Linked DNA regions of Homo sapiens: regions 2, 3, 4, 5, 6 and 7 are each linked to region 1. Evidence: chromatin contacts called from ENCODE Hi-C or POLR2A ChIA-PET data. All regions are on one chromosome and are shown on one strand. The core of a region is the stretch at or near the end of the contact, and the rest is flanking DNA. Distances in the headings are between cores, read along the strand shown. Region 1 holds the start of ALDH6A1 (aldehyde dehydrogenase 6 family member A1). Region 2 holds the start of EIF2B2 (eukaryotic translation initiation factor 2B subunit beta). Region 3 holds the start of MLH3 (mutL homolog 3). Region 4 holds the start of YLPM1 (YLP motif containing 1). Region 5 overlaps YLPM1 (YLP motif containing 1). Region 6 holds the start of PSEN1 (presenilin 1). Region 7 holds the start of DLST (dihydrolipoamide S-succinyltransferase).

Region 1 (2,919 bases), core at 420-2,919:
CCAGGTCACTTCAGAAGTTTCTCCAAATGAATCAGAAAATACATAGTGTCTGTTTCTGAAATAAAAGTACATGGAAAGAGAGATTCTTCTCCTTGATGGAAAAGGACAAAATACTTTCTTAAGGTTCTCAATGACTCATTGTGATGGGAGGGGAAGAGGAGGCAAAGGAAAAAAGCCAATTTCAGTAAAAGATTTCAAGAAGTTGGTAAGAAAAATATAGGGTGGAAACTTTGTTTTCCTGCTACTAAAAAAAGATACTAGAACAGAACAAGGATCGCAGCAAGAAATATGAGTGAGGCCAGACCATCTGCCAAACCCTTCAAACTCATCCTTTCTACCTTCCCCATTAAATAGCATATTTAAAAATGAATCTTTGCTGACTCTGCCAAGAATCTTAAAACTGCCCAAGTTTCTTTACTAGAACTCACGGAAACCTGGTGAATACTAATATTACCTAAAAGCTCAGCAATATAGAGGAAATTCTCAGACTGGATGTAATGAATAAGAACGGCACTGTTGTTTCTTGCAGACTGTTTCTTGCCTGCGGTAAATCTTGCCACATACTCTAAATCCTTGGTAGGCCATGAACAGGGGAAAGACTATAAACAGAGTTGGAGATTACAGGCCTCAGGCATGCAACTCCTGTAGCTTTACCATTTCTCCTTAGGTTGGCTTCAGAGAGGACTCAATCCCCCAAGTGCAGAGATGAGGGTGTGTAGCACTAGAAGAGCTGATTTTGGGGTGGGAACTTAGACTTCTTGTCTTACCTGGCTCCCACTTTCTATCACCCGTTTTAAAGATGTTTGGTACCTTGAACATACATGGAACATACTGGTAGCTTTAACTGTGTGCCCTTATCTACCCTATCTATGTAGATGTGCCCTATCTATGTAAACTGTAACTTAGCTGAGAAAAAGTTTAACTCAAAGTTTTGGCAAGAAAGGGGACAGCCAGTCCATGGAAAATACAAAGAGCCACACTTAGGGAAAATAGCTTAGCAAATGGCTGCCTTTGGTGAAAATCTAGAGTCCACCTCTAGAAGGAAATTCAAAGTTCATACACTGACCCTCGCCCCTCGCGTCCCCCCTCCCCCTTACCTCAGATCACCACGGATAGTGAAGTAGGGTGGGGGAAGGGAGCAATGGCAAAGTGGACGCTCACGGCAGGGGACAGAGTAACCAAAAAGAGTAGTTTCTGGGGGAGAGAGAGAAGGCTGGTGCAGAGGTAAAAAGGAAAGACGGTGGGCGGATGGAGAGATGAGGGCAAGAGAGTGACAGCAGGGAGCGGGCAGAGCTGGAGAAGGAGAGTGGGCGAGAGCCAGAAAAGAGGAGGCTTAGGAGTAAAAGGGTAGAGGGCCAAGGGTAACAGCCCAGGGTTGGATCCGGGACCAGGGAGGTTATGAAGTGAGGGCTGGGCATGGGACAGGGCCGCACAGGTCGGGTAGGAGGTCTGGCCAAAAAGGGGTTGGGCCAAGAAGGTGGTCCCGCCCGAGGATGGCTCAGGGAGCGGACGGAAAGGATCCAATTCCTAGCTTCATGGTGCCTTGGCACCACCCTCACTCGCCTGCAGGATCCGGGCTCGCACTGCCGCCGCCGCCAATAGCGCCGCCATGGCTCTCGGCCGCCCTAGCTCCGCACCCCGCGCCTCTACTGCCCAGAAGCACTACAGCTGCCAGGCCTCGCCCTCCATCCTGCCAGGCTTCCTCATTGGTGGGGAGGACTATTTTCTCCAGCCAATCACTGGTCCGAACACCTGATTCCTCTCCTCACACCCCCGTCCTGGGGATAAGTGATTGGTTAGGAGCGAAAATGCTCTCGCCCTCTGCCACCTCAGCCAATGACGTAGGCGGAGGTAGAGAAGACGCCCCTGACTTGGACACTCCCTACCGAGCACACGGGGAAGACGCCCCCCTAACCTGGAACTCCGATTGGCCAAGGGCGGAACCGAGGCCCCACCCCCCCACTGAAAAAAGTAAATAAGACCCTTCAAGAATTTTGCAGTCGCTCCACCTCAACATCCGCGTAAGGGGCGTGGCTATACTTAGGGGCGGGGCTAGGCAAAGATTGCCCTATGAGGCGAGGGAATGAGACTGGGCTGCGAGTTGGGGATAGGGTTTCTCTTTGGGGGCGTGGCTTATGGAACCTCGTTTTCCCGCCGACGGTTGGCCACGTCACGTGACATGGGTTGGAAGATGGCGTCTCCCACAGACGGTAAGAGCCGGCTTAGAGATCTTTGCCTGCAGCCTCCTTCTTTGCTCTACTGGGAACATCCACTCTGTCTCTGCCCCTCGAACATACATTTCTTTCTTGGGCTCTTCTCCTTTCCCTTTTATTTTTTTTCTTGAGATCCATCGCCGTCTTCAGCTCACCGGTTCTTCACAGCAGCTCCGGAGGTGCCCAGTTTCCCCGCTCTGTACCAGGCGTGTGGAGGAGGGCACTAGGGAGGGACTCATTCTGGGTAAAAGGACAGGGGGGTCGCCCTGTGCCTTCCTTATCTCTATTTGGGCGAGGCTGAGGGTCGAGGAGGAGATGTTTCTGGAGGACGTGGCTTACTGTAGTTTTTTCCTTGGGGTACCCATTGAAAGGATCAGTTCTCTTCTGATTGAGCGCACGGATGGAATGATTCTCACAAACCCTCGCAGGGCTGCTGGCTGACCTCATCTCGATACTGAACCGCAAGAGAAACATGATCTCTCTCCTGTCTCCTCAGTTTGGGACCATTGCCGTGGCAGCAAGAGAAGCGGGGGACGTTCTCGGCCCCTCGCCCTGAGAGTCGCGAGGAGAATCAGTATTGAGCTTTTAAGTGTCGTCTTGCACAGGTCGCAACCTGTCTTCCATCTGCTTTACGTGTTGTTTCTTAAGGCTGAGTGAATTAACGATTTCTGTTTATATATTGTGTAAAATGCAAGTCATTTCAAGT
Region 2 (2,700 bases), core at 160-2,659, 920 kb after region 1:
GGGAGAAAGCAATCTTTTACTGTGAAGTATGATTTTTAGGTGTAGGATTTTGTAGATACCCTTTATCGAGTTCAGGAAGTTCCCTTTTGTTCTAGTTTTCTGAGAGTTTGTACCATGAATATTGAATTTTGTCAAATGTTTCTTCCTGCATCAATTGACATGATCATGTGGTTTTACTTCTCAGATTGTTAATATGGCATATTACATTGATTTTTAAGTGTTTAATCAGCTTTGCATTCCAGGTTTATGTTTCACTTTGTAATTACATATTATTCTTTTTTTATGTATTGCAGGATTTGATGTGCTAATAATTTGTTGCAATTTTTGCTTCTATGTTCATGAGAGATATTAATCTGTAATTTTCTTTTCTTTGTACTACCTTTGGCTAACTTTGGTATTGACATAATCTTTTTGGAGGGCAATTTGTTAATTGTAACAAAAGTCTAAAATGTGCTCGCCTATGGATTCCACTTTGAAGAATTTATCTTAAGGAAATAGAGATTTCTATTACACACATACTTTGGGTTCAGGTAGACCTGGATTTAAGTATGAACCCAATCCTTTATTAACTGCTTAAATTCTGTGGGTCTGTTTCCCAATCTGTAAAATGGGGATAAGAGGACCTATTTCAGACCTTATTAACTGAGACAATTCACACACAGTGCCCAAGAACCAGTAAGCTTTAAGTAAATGGTAACTCTTGGTATTATGTTATACTCTCTGGCCTCTCTGTAGGAGGACAATTCTGTCCAAATCAGAGGATGTCATCTTTGCTTCTGTATTGGCTCCCACTTTGAATCTCCTTAATCTTCCTCATCTCTAATTTCGCCGTCTTCTGTTAGACGTGTTAGGCCTTGAGAATACAAAAGCAACAAAAGATATCGTCCTTGTTTTCAGAGACATGAACCTCCTAGACACAGGCGCAAACGGTACCAAGCAATGTAACAGAACAAAAGTGAGACGTCTGCCCAAGGGGCAGCCGACCCTGGACATGCATTCAGAGCGTCAGTGTCAGCTGACACTCGGGAGTGACAGCTCGGGCAGTCACCGAGCTGGGAAGACAGGAGGGAGTGCCGCAACTTCTTCAGTGTAGCCTTAAGTCGCGGTGAGGGGCGCGTAGAGACTTGCTGCTCCCATAGCAACGGGACCAGCCACCCTCTACAGGCCTGACGGGTTACTTCCGTTCACCGTCGGCTGAGCCAAGAAAGGCCGCTTCCGATCCTCCAGCCCCCGAGGCGCGGGGGCGCGCGGACGCCCGGTTATAACTGAACAACCCGAGCCCCACGTCTCTGATTGGCTCAGGCAGAGGAAGGGGGCGGGAGATCGGCAACGAAGGGCGTAGCCGGCTTCCACTCAAACTTGAGGTTTCCCCCCATCCCCTCACAGCGGAAGCCGACCTCGCCCGCCCCGGAAGTGCAAACTGTGTGGTCTGGCAGGTGTGGATTCCGCCGGTGAAGGCTGAAGGCAGCTACCTTAAAGATGCCGGGATCCGCAGCGAAGGGCTCGGAGTTGTCAGAGAGGATCGAGAGCTTCGTGGAGACCCTGAAGCGGGGTGGTGGGCCGCGCAGCTCCGAGGAAATGGCTCGGGAGACCCTAGGGTTGCTGCGCCAGATCATCACGGACCACCGCTGGAGCAACGCGGGTGAGGCCGGCCTGCCTCCGCCGGCGAACCTGGCCCCTGTCTGTTCCCGATCCCAGGGCTGAAAATTTCCCAGGCCTCACTTCGCGTTGGCTCCTCTTATCCTCTCTCTTTTGGACTGTAGGGGAGCTGATGGAGCTGATCCGCAGAGAGGGCAGGAGGATGACGGCCGCTCAGCCCTCCGAGACCACCGTGGGCAACATGGTGCGGAGAGTGCTCAAGATTATCCGGGAGGAGTATGGCAGGTCAGGCTCACGTCCTGGGCTCCTGGTTGGATCCAGTGACACTTTTTGCACGGGCCCCTCTACCTGCTCGGAGACTTTATTGGAGCTGAACAGCCCTTGTTACCTGCCTGACCACTCCTCCCCACCTCTCTCTTTGGGTCTTGTTGCCTCTATAGACTCCATGGACGCAGCGACGAGAGTGATCAGCAGGAGTCCCTGCACAAACTGTTGACATCCGGAGGCCTAAACGAGGATTTCAGCTTCCATTATGCCCAACTCCAGTCCAACATCATTGAGGCGATTAATGAGCTGCTAGTGGAGCTGGGTAAGAGGCCTGATCGCTGGGAAAATGGGACTGGTCACAGGCACATAAGGGAACAGAAGCCTCTGAAGGTTGTTCATTAGCAGAGATGGGAGATTAGCTGTCTTCTGGTTCTCAGAGGTTTGTCCTCCTTCCTGATTAGGAAATGTTGCAACAGGTGACAGGACCAAAGTAATCCTCTCTACTTTTCCTTACAGACCAACCCTTGATAGACTACAGATCTGTGGAGTGGAACAGACTCTATTAGGACAGAGTTTTATTTTCATTGTAAAGAAACAAAATGAACTCCCTAGAGAGCCAAGGTCGATAGACCTCCTTCACTATCTGAATTTTTATACACACGTACACGTATACCATTTCTATCCCCCTTGTCATTGCGGTCCAAGTGACTTGCAGATATTCATTGTAATCAGAGGATGAAGAAGCTGCTTCCAAATTGCTCCCCCATTTTTTCTTCTCTGGCCAGTCTCTCTCATGTAGAAGTGTTGTGGCCACCTTTTGGAGGAAGACTTCTT
Region 3 (2,828 bases), core at 160-2,659, 970 kb after region 1:
AAGGAACATTAGCTAGAAATTATTCATGACAAAAATGTCCAAGCTAGTTTCATAACATTTATACATTACACAATAACCATGACTTTTAGAAAAATACTTATAATGAATTGCTAAGACATTGTAATAAGGTGAAGCAATAGGAAGAAATTTTAAGAATCAAATTGTATCAAAGAGAGATTGGGGGCATTAAGAGGTTATTATTATTATGGTTAAGTATAGTCACCTCAGGGAAAGAGGCTGGGAATGGGAAAAGATAAAGCAGGAAAATTCCTTTTCATATAAACCTTTCTTTGCCATTTGATTGTTAAATCCTGTTCATGTATTACTCTGATGTTTTTAGAAAGTCGTTATTATTCTTTTTTGAAACAGTCTCACTCTGTCACCCAGGCTGGAGTGCAATGACACAATCTCGGCTCACTGCAGCCTGCACCTCCCGGGCTCAAGCAATCCTCCAGCCTTAGCCTCCCGAGTAGCTGGGATTACAGGCGCTCGCCACCATGCCTGGCTAATTTTTGTCTCTTATGTAGAGATGGGGTTTCACCATGTTAACCAGCCTGGTCTCGAACTCCTGAACTCAAGTGATCCTCCCGCCTTGGCCTCCCAAAGTGCTGGGATTACAGGTGTGAACCACCGCGCCCGGCCAGAAGGTCATTATTAATATTCTTTTGGTCTTTACAGATGGGCATAAACTACCTTGGTAATAATAATGATGGCATGGGGCTGCCTGAACTTGATTTTAAGTTTTCCTGCAAGTGAAAACACAAAAACAAAAAACAAAACAAAAAAAACCAAACCCTAAGATTCCAGTGCCATTAAAGGTCTCCCCTTCTTCTCCATCAGTGAGAGCCACGTGGGTGGGCCCCTGCAGGCGGTGGGGCCGGTTTTCCAAACTCGGGACAAATCAGGGCTCTTAACTGCAGAATTTCTGCTGCTTTCTAAGCTAATGCACTAAGCAGCCGGCAGCAACTGACGGGTAAACGTTTAACAAGTATTCCGATTAATGTAAACCCAATGATTTCCTGATGACGCCTCCCAGCGCCTGGGACTGACGGGACGCACGGGCCTGGATCCAGGGCACGGGGGCCTGGGAGGGCCGCGCGGGCCGAGTCCGGGGCAGCGCTGCCTTCCCGCCAGGCCCAGCCCCTCCCTGGCCAGCCCCGTCCTTGTCCCCAAACTGGGCCCGCCCGGCCGCCAGGCCGCCGGGCCTCCGGGGCCCTCGCGCATCCGGCTCCGAAAGCTGCGCGCAGCCATCATCAGGGCCCTTCTGGTGTTAGAAGAGACCCCGGCATCATCTTTTCGTCGCGTGCTTCCCCCAGAGTCACCTGGAGTCCCGCTTAACAAATTCTCCGACACCAACCGCCTCGGACGCCGACGCGCGCACCTTGGATCTTGAGGCTCGTGCGTGCCCACGAGCATGCGCTTCGGAGGGGGCGCGCCAGGCCGCGAGACACCAGTGCGCATGCGCACCAGTTGTTCCAGCCAAGGATCCGCATCCCAGGGTTCAGTGAACCGGTACCTACAGTCTCAATCCTTATTCCCTTTTGGCATGGTGTTAAAGACTATGTCGTAGCTTTTACTTTTGTTTTTATTTTTTTTTCCCGTGTTTTCCCTTTCCTTTTTTTTCTCATTTTCACCTTTGCTCTTAACTACCGTTTAATTCAATATATATTTTATGTGTTTACTTATTGTCTTCTCTCCCTAGAATGTAAGCTATGTGAAGGTAAGGAGTTTATATATTTTGTTTACTGCTGTATCCCAGTTACCAAGAACAGTGCCTGGCCTATGGTAGGCACCGAATGAATGAATAATTCCAGAGCCTGCCATCTTAGAATTATGGCATTTGGAGCTGGAAAAGGCTGAGAAACTGTCTAACTCAACTCTTTTTTTTTTTTTTTTTTTTTTTGAGACGGAGTTTAGCTCTTGTTGCCCAGGCTGGAATTCAGTGGTGCGATCTCAGCTTACTGCAACCTCCGCCTCCAGGGTTCAAGTGATTCTCCTGCCTCAGCCTCCCGAGTAGCTAGGATTACAGGCATGCGCCACCACACTCGGCTAATTTTGTATTTTTAGTAGAGACGGGGGTTTCTCCATGTTGGTCAGGCTGGTCTCGAACTCCGGACCTCAGGTGATCTGCCCGCCTCGGCCTCCCAAAGTGTTGGGATTACAGGCGTGAGCCACCGCACCCGGCCTTTGCTCAACTCTTAATTTACAGATGACAACACCAAGACTCTCTTCACTGACTTGAATCTCCCCAGTGCCACCACAGCTTTTAGTTATAAAAATAACTAAAGGAGAGCAGAACTCTGAGAATGCTGTGAGAATAAAGTGTTTTGGAATTGTTAACCAGTCCTTAGTTTTTGCTTTCTATCTCATTTTCATTGAGAATTTAAAGTGGAATTTATAACGAATTTGTCAGACCTGGTAAGCATTTGATATATGCTAGTTTAGTGACTAACCAAACCCAACCAACCAGTCTTCTAGGGCTGATTAAGCAAAATCCTGATAACTGTTTATGATTATTACTATACCTAGGGCTGCCATAACAAAATACCTCAGACTGAGTAGCTTAAGCAGCAGAAGTCTATTTCCTCTCAGTTCTAGAGACTGGAAGTCTGAGATCAAGGTGTTGGCAGCAACGATTTCTCCTGAGGCCTCTCTCCTTGGCTTGTAGATGGCCATTTTCACAGGGTCTTTGATTTTTGCACACGTGTCTATAGCCAATATGTTCTCTTATAAGAACACCAGTCAGATTGGATTAGGGCCCACCCTCACAGCCTCATTTAATCTTAATCACCTCTTTAAAGGCCCTATGTCCAAATACAGTCACTTTC
Region 4 (2,838 bases), core at 25-2,524, 680 kb after region 1:
AGTGTTGGGATTACAGGAGTGAGCCCCCGCGCCCTGCCTCTGCGTTTCTTTTCTGTCTATGAAATTATCCCGATTGTTCTGCTCATTGGAACACTGTTTCTGCTTTATAGAATGAGACGTTGCCCAATTCTAGAATAGCAGGTAAAAGTTAATTAAGATCTTTAAACTAAATTTGTTGTAATTTTGTCTTTTGACATGTAATTTTCTGTATATTCGTTATACTTCAATAAAAAGTTAAAAGAAACATAACTAAATTTCTATTTGAAAACAGAAGCTCTTCCTTTTGAAGGATGCCTTGCTGCTCCACTTTCCATTCACATTCACCTCCTGAGAGAGGTGAAGATCTGGGTTGCTAAGATGGAAGAAAGGTCAATTATTTGCATGTTACTCAAGTGATGCACTGACACAATATTCTCACAGTTCTCCCTCCCCCCGCCCCCCCCCACACACCCAAAAGAATTCAGTGTATTAGCTTTGCTTTTTAGTGATTCACTCAAGCTAAAGTAAGAGTTTATGTCTGGTATTACGTTGAGAGCTTTTGGAAGATTATCTTCCAGGTTGTCTTTAGACCATCTTTGTATCTGGTTTTTGCTCTCTTTGCTTTTGCTCTGAGATTCTGCAACACCGATTTATATGTGTTGAGACAGTCTAAAAAATTCCATTTCTCCCCTTCTACAATTCCTGCAGATGTTACTCACTATATGTCTGCAGGAATTGGTGTAATCTTACACTCTGCCTTGAAAACACCTTTCCATTCTTCACAGCTTTGTTCCCAGTTGAATTTCTGGGGAGAATTGAGTTAGGTCTATTCATTTAATTTGGGAGAAACTGACATCTTTACAATTTTTCCTCTTTTCACCCAGGATCATGGTAAGCCTCTCCATTATTTGAAGTCTAATTTCATCCTACTTGGATATGCTTCTTTATGACTCTGTAGCTTTCTACATATAAGTCCTACATCTTTCTTGTTAGAGTTTTTCCTAGTTGCTTTATGTTTTTTTGTTGTTGTTGCGATTGTTGCTATTGTGAATGGAACCTTTTTTTTTTTTCATTCAAAAATGAACCCGTGGAGCGATAGGATCTCTACCACCTCTTTCGGCTGTGAGACTCTATGGTTTTTCAGTTCTATGAGAACATTCTACTGGAGCCTACATTATCTGAACCCAAAGGAAGATGGCAACCACGAGTCGCCAAGTAAAGGACCGCTCTATCTCGCCTTTGTTCTCCTCTCGGTGGTTACTGCGCAGACGTAGTCGCCCAAGTCGCGTCCCCGCCTTCCCGGTCGCGGGCCCAGCTCGGGAGCGCCGGCGCACTGGCGCGCTCCGTTTACACGCTCCGGGGCCTGTAGGCGCCGCGAGTTCCGGCTGTCGCCGTCGCCGCCGCGGCTCCTGGAGGTCGGTTGCGACGAGTAACGGCGCCAGGACGAGCCCTGCGCCTTCTTTTTCGATATGTACCCGAATTGGGGCCGGTATGGCGGGAGCAGCCACTATCCGCCGCCACCGGTCCCACCGCCGCCGCCAGTGGCGCTTCCTGAGGCCTCGCCGGGGCCCGGGTACTCGAGCTCGACGACTCCCGCGGCCCCCTCCTCCTCGGGCTTCATGAGCTTCCGCGAACAGCACTTGGCGCAGCTCCAGCAGCTGCAGCAGATGCACCAGAAGCAAATGCAGTGCGTGCTTCAGCCCCACCACCTTCCTCCGCCCCCTCTGCCGCCCCCGCCAGTGATGCCGGGGGGCGGCTACGGAGACTGGCAGCCGCCACCGCCACCGATGCCCCCGCCACCCGGGCCGGCCCTCAGCTATCAGAAGCAGCAGCAGTACAAACACCAGATGCTCCACCACCAACGAGACGGGCCTCCTGGTTTGGTTCCAATGGAGCTGGAATCCCCCCCTGAATCTCCCCCTGTGCCGCCTGGGTCCTATATGCCCCCATCTCAGTCTTACATGCCCCCACCTCAGCCGCCACCCTCTTACTACCCCCCGACCTCATCTCAGCCCTACCTGCCTCCTGCTCAGCCGTCCCCTTCGCAGTCCCCACCTTCCCAATCCTACCTGGCGCCCACCCCTTCTTACTCATCCTCCTCCTCTTCCTCGCAATCCTATTTGAGCCATTCCCAGTCCTACTTGCCCTCTTCTCAGGCATCTCCTTCCCGCCCCTCCCAGGGCCATTCTAAATCCCAACTACTAGCTCCACCACCACCGTCCGCCCCCCCTGGAAATAAGACAACTGTCCAGCAAGAGCCTTTGGAGAGTGGGGCCAAAAACAAGAGTACTGAACAGCAGCAAGCCGCCCCTGAGCCAGATCCCTCTACGATGACTCCACAGGTAAGAAAGCATCTGCCTGAACCTCATCTTTCACCTAGAGGGCCCTGAATGAGCAGGCCTCAGGGCTTTAACCAGTGGTTAGTCTAATTCCAACACACAATGACTAGCTAACACTCCAAAGGATTCCGTAAGAGTCAGAGGGCTGACAGCTCAGCTTTTTAATTAGCTAGATGTGAATTACCAAAAAAACAGCGTTTGTAGATGTGTATGGATTACATACAGTGGTGGGGTGGCTCAAAAGTTACCTCTCAGATACATTCCTTGGTTTCTTTGACCATCCTCTTAGATTTTGTTGCTGTTGCAAATAGATTTTGTTGCAGAGGGTCTTGTTTTAAAATTGTATTTTAAACGAAAGTTTCCATTTGAGAGAAAGCATGAAAAAGAGGCCTCGCCAAGGGCTGACACTTGAATGTTTGTAAACTTTATGATTAGTTAGCTTCTTTTAAAAATATTACTTAGGGGCCAGGGATAGTTGTCAGCTTCCTGAATTAAGAGGTTTCAGAAAAAGGATGGAAAT
Region 5 (2,700 bases), core at 85-2,584, 750 kb after region 1:
TCTGTTAGGGAAGACAGATCTGTAAGTGGATAATTATACTACGGTGTGGAAGTTCAAAAGCAGACATATCAAAATCCGGAAGTTAACTGTGGAAAGCAGTGATTATTTGATTGGCAAAGGAAAAAGGGGTAAGTCAGGGAAGGATGACTAGACTCATGCCAAGTGGATAAGGTTAGGGAAAAGACATTTCAGGAAGAATGACTAGTACATATATGCAGAGTTATAGAGACATGAAATGGTGCGATGCGCTCTGAGTGCTAGAAGGAAGTCTGTATTGTTTGTATAAAATGCCATAGGCACTGGCCAGAGATGTTGCAGGAAAGTGTAGTTGGGGCCAGATCAAGAGGGACCTGAGTTCTTGGACTTTGCCTGGTAGGTAGGGGAAGGAGTTAAAGCAAATGAATCACAACTGTGTGTTTTAGGAAGATCACTCTGGCAGCATGAATCTGGAGCGGGTGAGTACAGACAGGAAGACTAGGTAGAGATTAGTGCTTTGCTTTCAGGTGAAAAAAAAATGAGGTCAGTGAATTATTAAATAAAAAGGAATGGCAGAGGAGAAAGAGAGGACAGGATTGAGCTGAACTGTTCAGGAGCTGGAATGGTTAGGACTTGGATTGTCCAGAGAGTTTTCTCTTTGTGACTTAAAATATATGGCTTTTCCCAGTTTTCCTGGGTTAGTTTTTAATTTTTTAAACTTGCGGTTTCAAATGAGTCATTCTACCCCTTAGACTGTCCAGAGAGGGAGGGGGCTCTTTGCATATTTATTTTTCCTAAAGCTCAGCCTAATGCTATGTTCTTTTTAGGTCAGATGGGCAGACCTGGAAGAGAAGAAGGATGCAGATAGGAAAAGGGCCATAGGTTTTGTGGTCGGACAGACTGATTGGGAGAAGATCACAGATGAAAGTGGTCACCTGGCTGAAAAAGCCCTCAATCGAACCAAATATATATGAGACTTAGTTTTTGAACGGAGTCATTATTCCTCTAAGGTAAGAGTACACAGTCATATAAATAGCCTACTGTGTGGTTGCTTCAAAGGGTTTGAGATAAAGAAGACAGCATATTTTGCTAAAAATGCTCTCTTCTTGTGTTATTTTATAGTTCTGAAAGAGTAAGTATGTACTAGTTGTTAACATTTACAATACTATTAGAAAAGGAAGCCATTTTCTGCAAGCTGGCTCACTTATAAAAATAAAAACCTTGAGAAAAACTTGAATTCTATAGATTTGGGAAGGACTGAAATGATGTTATACTAAGGGCTACTGAACTTTTTGCCTGTTCTTTCCAGGTGTGACAGCCTTTTCTTTTCTTTCCAGGTGGTTCGCTTTGAGGTGGTCTGAAGCCAAGGCCTCGCGGAGCTTCTTTGTGTGTCACCTTGCTTCCACGTTTCAGTTCTTGTTTTGTTTCTACTGCTTTAGTTTTTTTTAAAGTTCTCCAGTGTCCCCAAGAGGTATTAGAATCTTGCTGTACCCAAGCAAGACGTTAATTTTTCTTTTAACTGTTTTGGGGAGGGAGGGAGTGATAGCTTAACTGCTGAAGCCAGGCGGGGGTCTGCTGGAGGATTCCAACAGAGAGTATTTCCTCCACTGTACAATGTCACAGACTATCTCTATCATCATTGCTTTGTGGCTGTTTCTGTTTTTTACTGTATGTAACTGGTAGCTGATTGTACTAGGATTAAAAACAATAAACTTTCATGATAAAGCCGATGAGATTCATGGGCTATACAGCATGGGCCCTTTTCTCTTGTTTTCTTAATTTTATTTTTAATTGCTTTTTAAATATGGTATGTCCTAATTAAATGCTAGCTGAACATCCCAAAACCTTTTTTTCATTGAATATTATATGGCTCAATGATTCCGTAGCACATGTTGTAAAACACAGGGTTCAAATGATGTTCAAAACACTCATCTTTGTTTTATAGCTGATTTCTCTATCTTTGTGTCTTGAAGACTGACCAAGTTCAAATATTCATCAGTTCCCTGGAGCATATCCATTCTGTAACATGATGCTTTATTTAAAAATTTTTTTTGATCCTCTCTCTGTTCTTCCCTCTCTTCTTTCCTTCCTTCTTCTTTTCACTTTCTGCCTTTATGCTGTTAGGTTTTTATTTTTTCCTGATCTGGCTTTGAATTCTGGTAGACAGAACTGATGTATTCTGTGGAACTCAAGCTTGTTGCCTTCATTTGAACTTGAATTGTGGATTTTTAAATGAAGATTGCAGGGAAAGAGTATAAAGATGCAGAGCACTCTGGCATGTAACCTTTAAGCCTGTCAGGTTTTCAAGTTCTTGCCAGATTGTTCATTACTGGAAAGCATGGCCTTCTGCACAGAATTTCCTCTCTTGTGGTTAATACCAGGTGGAACCCAGAAACATACAGAGATAAAACCCAAATATTATTTCTATGTAAACACAGAAAAGGGACTCTTCCCTTTTTCATCCTGCAAAGAAAAAAGTCATCTTTTAGCATGAAAGAAGATGAGAGAGCCTTCTTCCTCAAGCATAATTTGCATTTTGTAATCCAACTCAGTAATTTGTAAATGTGTTCACTGAAGACTTCAATATTTTGAAATATTCTCTTTCAGGCCACAGATGAAAATCCTTTACTTTTATGACCTACATTAAAGACTGTATGAATAGAGCTAATAGTTACTAGCATTTGAATAGTATCACTTTGGGTTCAACAAATTGATATTATAGTA
Region 6 (2,936 bases), core at 230-2,729, 950 kb before region 1:
GTATGTATCAGGCACTGTTATGTATCAGGCACTGTTCTCAGCACTTGTAAAATGTATATGTGCTGCTGACAAGCATGAGCACTTGTAAATGAACAAACTAAAATCCCTACTCTTGTTAAAGTGGGGGAGGTGAAGAATTTTAAAAACATCTTTTTTCGTTCAACCTTCTCCCACAACTTATCTTTCATTCTGCTAATGGAAAATATTACTTTTGTTCTTAAATATGAAGCTTTTGTGTGTAAAAAGTATTAGAATCTCATGTTTTTGAACAAGGTTGGCAGTGGGTTGGGAGGAGGGATTGGAGATTGATGCGATAGGAATGTGAAGGGATAGCTTGGGGTGGATTTTATTTTTTAATTTTAATTTTTATTTTTTGAGATGGAGTCTTGCTCTGTCTCCCAGGCTGGAGTGCAGTGGTGTGATCTCAGCTCACGGGTTCAAGCGATTCTCCTGCTGCAGCCTCCCGAGTAGCTGGGATTACAGGAGCGCGCCACCACACCCGGCTAATTTTTTTGTATTTTTAGTAGAGACGGGGTTTCACCATGTTGGTTAGGCTGGTCTAGAACTCCCAACCTCATGATCCGCCTGCTTCGGCCTCCCAAAGTGCCGGAATTACAGGCGTGAGCGACTGCACCCGGCCGCTTGGGGGTGGATTTTTAAAGAAACTTTAGAAGAATGTAACTTGCCCAGATACCATGTACCGTTAATTTCATTTTCGGTTTTTTGAATACCCATGTTTGACATTTCTCCGTTCACCTTGATTAAATAAGGTAGTATTCATTTTTTAGTTTTAGCTTTTGGATATATGTGTAAGTGTGGTATGCTGTCTAATGAATTAGACATTGGTACTGTCTTTACCAAAACTGGACAAAGAGCAGGCAGATGCAAAAATCAAGTGACCCAGCAAACCAGACACATTTTCTGCTCTCAGCTAGCTTGCCACCTAGAAAGACTGGTTGTCAAAGTTGGAGTCCAAGAATCGCGGAGGATGTTTAAAATGCAGTTTCTCAGGTTCTCGCCACCCACCAGAAGTTTTGATTCATTGAGTGGTGGGAGAGGGCAGAGATATTTGCGATTTTAACAGCATTCTCTTGATTGTGATGCAGCTGGTTCGCAAATAGGTACCCTAAAGAAATGACAGGTGTTAAATTTAGGATGGCCATCGCTTGTATGCCGGGAGAAGCACACGCTGGGCCCAATTTATATAGGGGCTTTCGTCCTCAGCTCGAGCAGCCTCAGAACCCCGACAACCCACGCCAGCGCTCTGGGCGGATTCCGTCAGGTGGGGAAGGCCAGGTGGAGCTCTGGGTTCTCCCCGCAATCGTTTCTCCAGGCCGGAGGCCCCGCCCCCTTCCTCCTGGCTCCTCCCCTCCTCCGTGGGCCGGCCGCCAACGACGCCAGAGCCGGAAATGACGACAACGGTGAGGGTTCTCGGGCGGGGCCTGGGACAGGCAGCTCCGGGGTCCGCGGTTTCACATCGGAAACAAAACAGCGGCTGGTCTGGAAGGAACCTGAGCTACGAGCCGCGGCGGCAGCGGGGCGGCGGGGAAGCGTATGTGCGTGATGGGGAGTCCGGGCAAGCCAGGAAGGCACCGCGGACATGGGCGGCCGCGGGCAGGGCCCGGCCCTTTGTGGCCGCCCGGGCCGCGAAGCCGGTGTCCTAAAAGATGAGGGGCGGGGCGCGGCCGGTTGGGGCTGGGGAACCCCGTGTGGGAAACCAGGAGGGGCGGCCCGTTTCTCGGGCTTCGGGCGCGGCCGGGTGGAGAGAGATTCCGGGGAGCCTTGGTCCGGAAATGCTGTTTGCTCGAAGACGTCTCAGGGCGCAGGTGCCTTGGGCCGGGATTAGTAGCCGTCTGAACTGGAGTGGAGTAGGAGAAAGAGGAAGCGTCTTGGGCTGGGTCTGCTTGAGCAACTGGTGAAACTCCGCGCCTCACGCCCCGGGTGTGTCCTTGTCCAGGGGCGACGAGCATTCTGGGCGAAGTCCGCACGCCTCTTGTTCGAGGCGGAAGACGGGGTCTGATGCTTTCTCCTTGGTCGGGACTGTCTCGAGGCATGCATGTCCAGTGACTCTTGTGTTTGCTGCTGCTTCCCTCTCAGATTCTTCTCACCGTTGTGGTCAGCTCTGCTTTAGGCATATTAATCCATAGTGGAGGCTGGGATGGGTGAGAGAATTGAGGTGACTTTTCCATAATTCAGGTGAGATGTGATTAGAGTTCGATCTGCGGTGGTGGCAGAGGCTTACAAGAAACACTAACGGGACATGGGAACCAATTGAGGATCAGGGAATAAAGTGTGAAGTTGACTAGGAGGTTTTCAGTTTAGAACATGGCAGAGACATTCTCAGAAATAAGGAAGTTAGGAAGAAAGACCTGGTTTAGAGAGGAGGGCGAGGAAGTGGTTTGGAAGTGTCACTTTGGAAGTGCCAGCAGGTGAAAATGCCCTGTGAACAGGACTGGAGCTGAAAACAGGAATCAATTCCATAGATTTCCAGTTGATGTTGGAGCAGTGGAGAAGTCTAAGCTAAGGAAGGGGAAGAGGAGGCCAAGGCAAACACTTAGGAACACTTGCAACGAGGGGGTGGAAGAAGAGCAAGGAGCCAGCTGAGGAGAATGAGTGTGGTTGGAGAACCACCACAGCGCAGGGTCGCCAGAGCTGAGGAAGGGGAGGGAAGCTTCAGGAAGGAAAAGGTTGGCAGGGATTTTGAGTGTTAGGCCTGGTGTAGCAGAAGGAACAGAAGATTTAGAGCAGCGCTAGCCAATAGAAATAAAATGTGAGGCCCGGGGCGGTGGCTCACGCCTGTAATCCCAGCACTTTGGGAGGCCGCGGGGCGGATCCTTGAGCTGAGGAGTTCGAGACCAGACAACACGGCGAAACCCCGGCTCTACAAAAAATTAGCTGGGCGTGGGGGCGCGCGCCTGTAGTCCCAGCTGCTCCCA
Region 7 (2,897 bases), core at 18-2,517, 800 kb after region 1:
TAGGACTTTGGCCCATCCTTCCAGAATTTCAGTGGCAGTGCTTTCAGGGTTCAGGTGAGTGAAGGCACTGTAAAGGTCCTGATGGAATTTGAGGCCAGCCTGGGCAACATAGTGAGACCCCGTCTCAATTTATATTAAAACATAAATTAATTAGAAAAATAAAAAATAAAGGTCCTGAGGGCCAGGCAAAATGCCTCAGATAAAGAAATCATCATGAACGGCACCAAGTGGTTCATTCATTCATTCATACATTTATGTGTTACTAATTCAGCCAGAGGTTTAAAGCACATCTTTTTCATTAGGAAGGTGAGCCTTAAAGGTGAATACTCAAGGGGCCTGAATACTTAAGGAGGGGAAGGGGATGCTATATGCTTTCACTTCAAGTCAGCGGGAAGAATGGCACACTCAAAGTGGGGAGGTCAGCCTGGCATGGTGGCACCTGTAGTCCCAGCTACTCCAGAGGCTGAGGCAGAGGGATCGCTTGAGCCCAGAGTGTCGAGGCTCCAGTGAACTATGACCTTGTTTCTTAAAAAAACAGCTGGGAGTTTATATTCTAGGGATAGGGTGACAAACGAACAACTTCCAAAATGCACAAGATGTATGGGGAACAATTAGTTTGGCTGGAATTTGCGTTGGGGGGAGATCAGAAGCTGTTGAGAAATAAGGCTATAGTTGGTGAAGATATCCGACTCGTAAAAAGGCAATGGGATTTAGAAATTCCTGGGATTCTGTTTCTTTGACTCGGGGTTAGGAAGACAGGGAAGTAACAAGTGCCTTTTTTTTTTTTTTTAATAGTTAAGGGACCTGAGACTGGGGGTGGGGGGCAATGTCATCTGCCCCAGGCCACACAAGTGTAAGATCAGGCATGCATGTCTGCCAAGGTTTCAGTTCAATGTCCGTGCCCCTCTTTTGCTCTCTTCCCAAGGTACAGAGGCGGAACGGCGCGGTGCCCTCGGGTCCCAAGAGAGAAGGGCGCCAAGCTCAGAGCCAGTTCTGTGGAAGGGTAGGGGAAGGCCTGACCCCGGGGGCAATGTGGTGGCGGGACAGTCGTATACACCTTCAGGAGAACCACCTCAGGCTGACAGGCAGTGCGGAGGGCCCCAAGAGCGCCTTAGGGTTGCCTGCTCCAGAGAGCGGGACTCCTGCGCTGCAGCCGGGATACTGGGCGCCGCCGTGCGCCCACCCCCTGCCAGTGGTTCGCTCCGAACACCCCTCGTCGGGCGGCGGGTACTGCGGCCCGCCCCACTTCCGGTTGTTGTCCGGCCCTATATCCGGTGTCCGCCCGCCCTCGGCTCCTCCGCCGTGATGCTGTCCCGATCCCGCTGTGTGTCTCGGGCGTTCAGCCGCTCGCTCTCCGCCTTCCAGAAGGTACGGTCTGGCCGAGCCGGGGCCCCGACGGGTGAGGAGTCTGTTGGCGGGCAGAGAGGCGGCCTGGAAGGCAGGGGCGCGGCGCGCCGGCCGGGCCGGGCACCAAGGGCACTGGGACGCGGAGGCCGCGCGGGCTGGGCGGCCCGGGGCCGTGGTTGCCCTCGGGACCGTTTTGCGGAGCCCAGCGGCCCCCTGCCTTCTCCAGGCAGCCTGCGGGGAACGTTTCCTGCTGTACCCCACCCTCCGCGCGGGAGCTGGGGAGCCGCGCCCGTCCAGATACTTGACTCAGAGTTAGGGAGGAGGCGCGGCGGAGTCCTCCGGCGGGATTCGGCGCCCGTCTCGTCTTGCTCTGTTAAAATCAGTGGGTATTAATGAGTCCCGTTGGGAAGTTGAGATAGTTTGGCAGGCCCAGCGTGTTGATTGGGTCTGCCAGCACGGTGTGTTGCATTTACCTTCGGAGTTACGAGATTCACCTGTCACCACCACTGGGACAGCTTTGAGCGTGTACTTAAAAGAAAAAGCTGGGTTTTTTTTTCATCTTGGGTGACGTCGATAATGTCTTCTTTCTCAACAGGGGAACTGCCCTCTAGGGAGACGTTCCCTGCCTGGTAAGTTCTGCCCTTACCGTCACCTAAAATGCTCTCCTCCTGGGCAGAGCAGTATGTGAGGAACTCGGGGGTGCCTGTGTTTCTCATAATATTTAAAGACAGTTTGGTTCAGAGAGTAGTGAGACGCAATGCTACATAATCACGAGCTATCGCTTATTCATTTAGCTCGTAGTTGAGTTTCTACTGTGTTAGGCACTGTGCTAGACGCTAGGGATACAGGAGTGGATACAGAAGTGTACAGTTCTTGCCCTCGTGGAGCTCCTAGGCTAGTTGGATAGTGTCAGTTGCTAAACAAGCCAACAAAGGCAAATTTTTGTAACTGCTGAGAAGGAAACGAGGGTGGACAGAAGAGCCCTTTTTGAGGAGGTGACTTAAAAGTTATGGCCATGGCCGGGCGCGGTGGCTGACGCCTGTAATCCCAGCACTCTGGGAGGCTGAGGCGGGCGGATCACGAGGTCAGGAGATCGAGACCATCCTGGTTAACACGGTGAAACCCCATCTCTACTAAAAAATACAAAAAATTAGCCGGGCGTGGTGGCAGGCGCCTGTAGTCCCAGCTCCTCGGGAGGCTGAGGCACGAGAATGGCGTGAAGCCGGGAGGCGGAGCTTGCAGTGAGCCGAGTTCGCGCCACTGCACTCCAGCCTGGGCGACAGAGCGAGACTCCATCTCAAAAAAAAAAAAAAAAAAAAGTTATGGCTAGCAGAATGTGACGGAGCTAACCCAGTGAAGCCCAGGAGAAAGAGAATGGCATTCACAAAGACCCTGAGGAAGAAAAGAGGTTGGCAGAACTTAAGAGCTGGAAAAAAGGTGATTTGGCCGGAGTATTTTGGTTAAGGGAGAGAGTGGCAAGAGATAGAAGATGGTATAGAGACTGAAGGAGTTTAGATTTTATCCTAGCAGTTAAAAAGAAAAAAGTGTCA

Evidence for each region. Hi-C counts contacts between places; a loop is a spot of excess contacts on that map. ChIA-PET counts read pairs that join two places held with the same protein, here RNA polymerase II (POLR2A). Pooled maps may share reads with other maps.
Region 2: a loop to region 1 is called in a map of CD8-positive, alpha-beta T cell, with 4 times the contacts of the local background. The contact joins the promoter of EIF2B2 here to the promoter of ALDH6A1 in region 1. A Hi-C loop is called at or near these places in 1 of 168 maps with a recorded cell type or tissue (CD8-positive, alpha-beta T cell), 1 of 37 single-sample maps with no recorded cell type and 9 of 50 pooled maps. POLR2A ChIA-PET finds 5 or more read pairs at or near these places in 2 of 52 experiments (activated CD4-positive, alpha-beta T cell and activated T-cell).
Region 3: a pooled map shows a loop between it and region 1 (9-fold over the local background). The contact joins the promoter of MLH3 here to the promoter of ALDH6A1 in region 1. A Hi-C loop is called at or near these places in 8 of 50 pooled maps.
Region 4: a loop to region 1 is called in a map of B cell, with 21 times the contacts of the local background. The contact joins the promoter of YLPM1 here to the promoter of ALDH6A1 in region 1. A Hi-C loop is called at or near these places in 1 of 168 maps with a recorded cell type or tissue (B cell), 2 of 37 single-sample maps with no recorded cell type and 13 of 50 pooled maps.
Region 5: a pooled map shows a loop between it and region 1 (17-fold over the local background). The contact joins the enhancer-like site here to the promoter of ALDH6A1 in region 1. A Hi-C loop is called at or near these places in 8 of 50 pooled maps. POLR2A ChIA-PET finds 5 or more read pairs at or near these places in 2 of 52 experiments (CD4-positive, alpha-beta memory T cell and MCF 10A).
Region 6: a map of CD8-positive, alpha-beta T cell shows a loop between it and region 1 (17-fold over the local background). The contact joins the promoter of PSEN1 here to the promoter of ALDH6A1 in region 1. A Hi-C loop is called at or near these places in 3 of 168 maps with a recorded cell type or tissue (CD8-positive, alpha-beta T cell, naive thymus-derived CD4-positive, alpha-beta T cell and natural killer cell), 1 of 37 single-sample maps with no recorded cell type and 14 of 50 pooled maps.
Region 7: a map with no recorded cell type shows a loop between it and region 1 (14-fold over the local background). The contact joins the promoter of DLST here to the promoter of ALDH6A1 in region 1. A Hi-C loop is called at or near these places in 2 of 37 single-sample maps with no recorded cell type and 7 of 50 pooled maps. POLR2A ChIA-PET finds 5 or more read pairs at or near these places in 1 of 52 experiments (activated B cell).

The regions. Positions count from the first base shown.
Region 1 is chr14:74,082,784-74,085,702 of GRCh38, forward strand. It overlaps ALDH6A1 (aldehyde dehydrogenase 6 family member A1), which reads right to left and starts at 1,670. Exons shown (of 12, transcript NM_005589.4): 1 at 1,564-1,670. The coding sequence starts at 1,611. LIN52 (lin-52 DREAM MuvB core complex component) reads left to right here and starts at 2,173. Exons shown (of 6, transcript NM_001024674.3): 1 at 2,173-2,210. The coding sequence starts at 2,192. It also overlaps a transcript of BBOF1 not described here. RefSeq lists an enhancer at 2,082-2,261.
Region 2 is chr14:75,001,512-75,004,211 of GRCh38, forward strand. EIF2B2 (eukaryotic translation initiation factor 2B subunit beta) reads left to right here and starts at 1,410. Exons shown (of 8, transcript NM_014239.4): 1 at 1,410-1,642; 2 at 1,764-1,884; 3 at 2,040-2,188. The coding sequence starts at 1,480. RefSeq lists enhancers at 957-1,046, 1,088-1,768.
Region 3 is chr14:75,050,058-75,052,885 of GRCh38, forward strand. It overlaps MLH3 (mutL homolog 3), which reads right to left and starts at 1,410. Exons shown (of 13, transcript NM_001040108.2): 1 at 1,323-1,410. RefSeq lists a silencer at 1,023-1,212.
Region 4 is chr14:74,762,042-74,764,879 of GRCh38, forward strand. YLPM1 (YLP motif containing 1) reads left to right here and starts at 1,275. Exons shown (of 21, transcript NM_019589.3): 1 at 1,275-2,321. The coding sequence starts at 1,449. RefSeq lists an enhancer at 983-1,322.
Region 5 is chr14:74,834,462-74,837,161 of GRCh38, forward strand. It overlaps YLPM1 (YLP motif containing 1), which reads left to right. Exons shown (of 21, transcript NM_019589.3): 20 at 804-986; 21 at 1,314-2,700. The coding sequence ends at 950. Among named protein-coding and RNA genes, the nearest start is that of PROX2, 40 kb to the right of the region's middle. Within about 2 kb of position 1,335, at least 5 of the 41 ENCODE cell types and tissues checked have a DNase peak (open chromatin) inside an H3K27ac peak, as active enhancers do.
Region 6 is chr14:73,135,028-73,137,963 of GRCh38, forward strand. It overlaps PSEN1 (presenilin 1), which reads left to right and starts at 1,480. Exons shown (of 12, transcript NM_000021.4): 1 at 1,480-1,556. RefSeq lists silencers at 1,260-1,339, 1,600-1,659 and an enhancer at 1,830-1,939.
Region 7 is chr14:74,880,649-74,883,545 of GRCh38, forward strand. It overlaps DLST (dihydrolipoamide S-succinyltransferase), which reads left to right and starts at 1,268. Exons shown (of 15, transcript NM_001933.5): 1 at 1,268-1,368; 2 at 1,943-1,976. The coding sequence starts at 1,306. RefSeq lists silencers at 1,200-1,426, 1,283-1,612.